Linked DNA regions of Homo sapiens: region 2 is linked to region 1. Evidence: chromatin contacts called from ENCODE Hi-C or POLR2A ChIA-PET data. All regions are on one chromosome and are shown on one strand. Each heading gives the region's core, a stretch centred on a gene start or an enhancer-like site at or near the end of the contact. The rest is flanking DNA. Distances are from core to core; before and after follow the strand shown.

Region 1 (2,763 bases), core at 104-2,603:
ACATCAATTCATGGCAGCTTCATATATGTGATATTGTAAGTCTCATTTTCTCCTGAAGAAATAGTTTCTGAGAGTGACGAAGCAGCAGAACTTTCACTTGAAGCCCACTTGTTAGTTCTAGAATCAGCACTCCTTCTACTCCACTAGATCCCTGAGGTTCAGACCTGAGCACTCAGGTGGGTCTCACGACAGAGCAGCTGATGCAGGGCCTGGTGGAGGATCCACACAGAGATTTAATCAGCAGTGGATTGGGGCCAAGAAGGAAGAGTCAGGAAGGAAATCCCCAATGTGTGAAAAACAAAACCACAACAATCAACAATGAAAATCCAGGGACAGGGAAGTGAGTTCCACCTAAATAAACCCCAATCATTGGACATGCTGGCTTAAGTGAACTAGGACTTTCCAGAAAACGGGAGGTCACATGGGAGTGACTCAAGGTTTCAACCTCTGAGGGCAATGATTGCTGGAAACTATCTCACAAGGAACACTTCTGAAGGGATTTGGAAAGAATGCTTGCTAAAGGAAGGAAGCAGTCCAGAAATGGACAAATGAATCCATAAGGAAGGGCTGAGAAAGGGACAGGTGGGAAAAGCGGTCTCGGTGAAGATGAAGGAGGAAGTCAGAAAGTAGTTCAAAAAAACCAATTCTAGCAGACGGAGGATGAGCCAGGCACTCCTGCCCACCTCTGTGGCCTTGTGGTTTCCTGTGGCATGATGCCAACTTAATTCTACACAAGCCAGGTGAGTCAGTGCTGGCAAGAAGTCACTGAGAATGGGCCAGACCATGGACTTGTCTTCCCCAACTCCACCAAAAGCCCTGGAAAGTGAGACACTCTCTCTCATTTCCCGCTGAGAAAGGAGAAGCCCCTCTGCTTGCTGCTTTTCCCCTCTCAAAGCTCTTCCTAGGTTTCCTCTTTGCCCCTTCAGGAAGCAAAGGTCTCACACTCAAGTCCCTTACTGCTTAGCCGTGCAGTGGGGCAGCTATGATTCACTTTTACATTGTGTTGGAAGCATGGCGCTGCATCAGCATTTGTAGAACCAGATAAGGAATACCTACATTAATACCAACTTGTGTCTGTGAAGGCCAGTTTTCCAGAGCTAAAGAATAAGGCGTGAGAGTCAGATATCAACTGCAAAAATCAGTCATTTGTCTGACCTAAATTAAAGACTCATCTTCACGTGCACAGAACCCGCCTTCTCCCTCAATTAGGGCCTGGAGATCCATCCCTTTCCTGTCAGCACCCACTGAAAAGAGAGGAAACAGCAAGGAAAGGGTGGGAAGACACTGCTTCTGTACAAAGCTTAACAGAACTCAGGTGTGCCATTCAAAATTCCACCAGGAGCTTCCTCAAGGCCCAACTATGACAGGCCTTGAAATGTCCAGCAGAACCACAAGCTGACAATTAGTCACCATCAAGAGCCGGTAGATCAGCTTGAGAAAAGACACGGCAGCAGCCAGCAGGCACAGTGGGTGGCACCGTCTAAGATGTGGATGTCTGTGGCAGCCCCAGCATGTCCCCCTAATTATGGTGTGCTCTTTGACTCAGGAGACATCACCTACAATTAGTTCTGGGACACGTTCTGGGGAGAGGGGCCTGCAGCAGGCTTTTTCTCTTCTGCAGCACCTGTGGTACACAGATAGACACTGGGTGATACCTAGGAAGGTCTCGAGCCAGCAGCTCCAACCGAGCCCTGTGCCTCCCTGGTTTCCTATGGGGGCCCGAAGCTTGTTTTTGCTGGCACAACCTATGCCCGAGTAACCGACAGGAATTGGGAAAGAAGGCTCTGCTGTTTTGACTCCAAAACTTGCCTCTCAGAGCTCTTCCATTACACTTGTAAGAACTAATTTTTGTCACAAAGGAACTATTTTCAGGAGACTGAAAAATATCCTTCAATACCAGACCAGAAGGAAGAGCTTTCAAAGAAAAAGATCCTAGGGATGAGATTTAGAGAAGGAGATATTAGAGATTAGTAGTGGTCTGTGCATTTTCAGTAACATACAGAATGGAAGGGATAGAGAGACAGAGGAGAAGAAGAAGAAGCAAGAATTCAAATGTTTGTAGATCTCAGGTTCACAACTCACTAGCTCTGCATCCATTGGCAAGATCTTTATACTCTCTGACCCTATGTCCCCATTATTTAATGGAGACAGTAATAGTTTCCTTACCTGGTGGTTGTAAGAAGACAATGTTTGTTAATGCCAGGATTAGAGCAAGTATCAAGAAGTGTTTCTGAAAGCAGAAGTTGGAGCTTGGCAGTATTTTATACGTATTTTATGCCACTCTCCCAAAGACTTCCTGGCCGTGTGCACCTACCAATAAAGTAATGATGTTCTCTCAGCACCTTCTAGGGAAAAGGTTCTGAATCCCACATTGAGACACAGCAATGACCACCAGCAGGCAGAGAGAGAGAGAGAGAGCACGAACTCCTCCTGTGAGGCCTGTCTTGGGCCAAACTGTGGAAGTAAGTACTCCTTCCTATCACTTGTGGACTAAGTGGTCTCAGAGATTGGACTAAGTGGTCTCAGATATCCAGGGATCTGGCTGGGTGCGGTGGCTCATGCCTGTGAATCCAGCACTTTGGGAGGCCGAGACGGGCGGATCACAAGGTCAGGAGATGGAGACCATCCTGGCTAACACAATAAAACCCAGTCTCTACTAAAAATACAAAAAAATTAGCTGGGCGTGGTGGCGGGTGCCTGTAGTCCCAGCTTCTCGGGAGGCTGAGGCAGGAGAATGGCATGAACCCAGGAAGCAGAGCTTGC
Region 2 (2,763 bases), core at 119-2,618, 150 kb after region 1:
CAGATTTGCATCTTAGCGGGCACCAGCTGTATTGTCTTCTTTCAGTCCCATAACCTTACTCAGCCTCAGTTTCTTTGTAAAGTGGACATAATAAATATCTCTCAAAAGGTTACAACAGAGTTAAGTGAGACCATAGATACTAAACGATTGGGCATGGTAGGCAATTTAACAATGTGTTCGTTCTTCCCTTTCCCTGTGAGACTTTACTGAGGCTGGACAGTCTTTCTCTGAACCCTGACATCCCTTGGTCTCTTTCCTGTCTTTCCTTCCCAGAGCAGAAAGCAAAGTTCTCCTGAACCCGGATTTTTTAAATCTAGAAGAACATTTGAGCTGTAAGTTACCCACTCACATTTCAAGTCCCAGGGAAATTGGAAAGGTAGATGAATTGGTGGTGTGCTTGGTCCCTTTTGGGAGGGGCCTAAGAAGCGGGGACCCTCGCTTGAGTCAGTGGGATCTCACTATATTCTCTTCCCCATCTGTGAAGTCTGGATTTGGGCTCTACCCACCTTCCTCCTTAGACCTGCAAAGACTAAATCAATGAGAACCTCTGAGCTGAGTTTCCCTCGGGAGATGCCAAACGCGTAAGACTCTCCCAAGATCCCAGAACTAATCTGTCCCCACCCTGCAAGGAAAAGGTGAAGGAAGAAAGGGAAGCGGGGCGGGGCGCGATATGCCACAGGTAACCGCCGCCTGCGCGCAGTTAAGGAACAGTCCTGTCCAATAGGTCTCCCCAACCTGAGCTTTCCAGGTCGCCTCCCGCCCGCAGGACCTCTTTCTCTCGAGCAGCCAGAGGATTTGGAGCTGCTGAGAGCGGATGAGGTCCTGGGGGAGTGAAGGCGGCGTCTGTGCCGCAGCCGCTTGTCAACTCTCTAGCGTCCAAGCCCCGGCCCCGGCCCCCGCCAGGTGCGCCAGGCAGGCTGGCCTCCGCGTTCCTCACAGCGCCCCACGCTGCCTCCTTGGCGTTCCTCGGTGCGCGCTCCACGCTGCGCTCCTGGACGCCGGGAGCAGGGCAGTGCGCTGCACTGGGCGCCCGCAAGGGAAAAACGCTACCTGTGGAAGTAATGTAGGCAGAAGAGGCCCAGAAGTACCGTCCCAGGTGGCCCGAAGAGGGAGAGGGGCTGCCGGGCGAGGATCCCCGCGGGCACCGCGAAGGAAGGCAGCTCCTGCAGGAACCAGGCGGCGCGGGCTGGCAGGCGGGTAGCCGCCGGCTTCAGGCTCTCCGTGTGCTTCCCGTAGCCGGAGGGCTTCGCGACGTACAAGGCCAGTGCCCCAAGGGCGACCAAAGTGGCGCTGCCTGCCAGCACTGGGCTCTGCTGGCACTGAACCTGCATCGCGCCGTGTTCCTCGCCGGTGGCCGCTGCCCTCCCAGAAGAGAGCGCGGCCCCCGCAACCCCTTTATGGAGCGCCAGACGCCACCCGTGTCCGCCCCCTCGGCCTTGGCTCCCGCCCCTCCATCCTGCCTCCCACCTCGCCGCGTCCAGCCCTGGCGCGGTTCGCAGCAATACCCCTTTCTCAAGGATGCAGCCGCGGTGGCCGGAGGAGAACGAAGGCCTTCTTAGTTCGCCCGCCCTCTCCACGGCTTTACATTCACCTCCCGCTTAGGCTGTCCTTCCATGACTTGTTCCTCAACTATTAGCGTCTGATGCGCATACTTCTGGAACTAAGACACGGGAAGAAAACCCCACGGGGACGATTCAGCTGGGGTGGTTCTTCCGCCCCAACACACACCCTCTGTGCCGTCGGTCACCACGCAGTCCCACCCTCGAACACCCAAGCCAAGGTCTTTCCATCTCCTCCGGTTCCTCATGCACTTTCACTCCCTCACAGCTCCCACCCAACATAGGACCTTCCTTGGACCCTGAACCATCCTGGCTCTCTGAGCGTCTGCCAGCCCTTCTGCTCTGGGGCGCCGCGCTCCTTAGCCACTCTCAGCATCAGTGCCAGCTCTGCCCCACCACACGCCCCCGGCAGGTACCAGTCTCTCCCGGCCCTAATTCCTCAGCGGTTTCTCTCTGCATCCCCGCACGCGTCCCTGAGCCGCCTGCCTGGGTCAGAGAGGAGCGTCCGCTGAGCTCGGGTGATCATGCACAGATTGGGGCCAGAAGTCGAGATTCTGCGCGTCCTCTCCCGCCACCCCACTCCCGGTCCCCTAGAGTGGCCCAGACTCAGGCTAAAGTCTAGGGCTTCTTTCCTGGGATGCCCTTTCCCAGCTCCTAGAGCCAATGAGCCGTGGCCCATCAGGTGGTGGCCTGGCGACCCCGCTGTTCTCTGAACTCCTGTCTAGCCGTCATACACGCAGACGCGGTTCTTTCTCTCTTCCGTTTCCCACCTTTATGTTATCCTCCAGCCCCTCCGTCTTCTACCTCTTCCGTTCTATGATTCAGCTTCCAGGCTTTCTTGGCTGCCTCCTCCTCTGTTTCCCAACCCTTCTTTTCTTCTCTTCCTTCTTTCTTCGACCCGGCTTTCTCCTTTAGGTTGACCTCCTCTTCCCACCTGCTGTTTACCTCATTCTTTCATCTTCCTGTCCCATCTCCCTTGATTACTTTATCCCTGTTTTCTCCTCTGGTCCCTACTTGGGGCTCCACCCCAGTCCTTCTCATTTTTCACTCTTCCCTTACTTTGGAGGTCTCTTCTCTTCCTTCCCCTTCAACTCACGCCTCCCAGGAGCCCCATTCAGTGTATCTCCATCCACTTCTGCTGGATCAGGCCAGCTGGTCCAATGACAGACACAACCCCTCATCTGCTCCCGTTTGGGGTGTCTCC

What was found. A loop is a pair of places that touch in the nucleus more often than their neighbours do. ChIA-PET counts read pairs that join two places held with the same protein, here RNA polymerase II (POLR2A).
Region 2: a map of prostate gland shows a loop between it and region 1 (1.9-fold over the local background). The contact joins the promoter of SRD5A2 here to the enhancer-like site in region 1. A Hi-C loop is called at or near these places in 1 of 168 maps with a recorded cell type or tissue (prostate gland). POLR2A ChIA-PET finds 5 or more read pairs at or near these places in 2 of 52 experiments (AG04449 and OCI-LY7).

The regions. Positions count from the first base shown.
Region 1 is chr2:31,429,603-31,432,365 of GRCh38, forward strand. No RefSeq gene overlaps it. Among named protein-coding and RNA genes, the nearest start is that of XDH, 16 kb to the left of the region's middle. RefSeq lists an enhancer at 34-1,233. Within about 2 kb of position 1,354, at least 4 of the 41 ENCODE cell types and tissues checked have a DNase peak (open chromatin) inside an H3K27ac peak, as active enhancers do.
Region 2 is chr2:31,579,570-31,582,332 of GRCh38, forward strand. SRD5A2 (steroid 5 alpha-reductase 2) reads right to left here and starts at 1,369. Exons shown (of 5, transcript NM_000348.4): 1 at 1,051-1,369. The coding sequence starts at 1,331.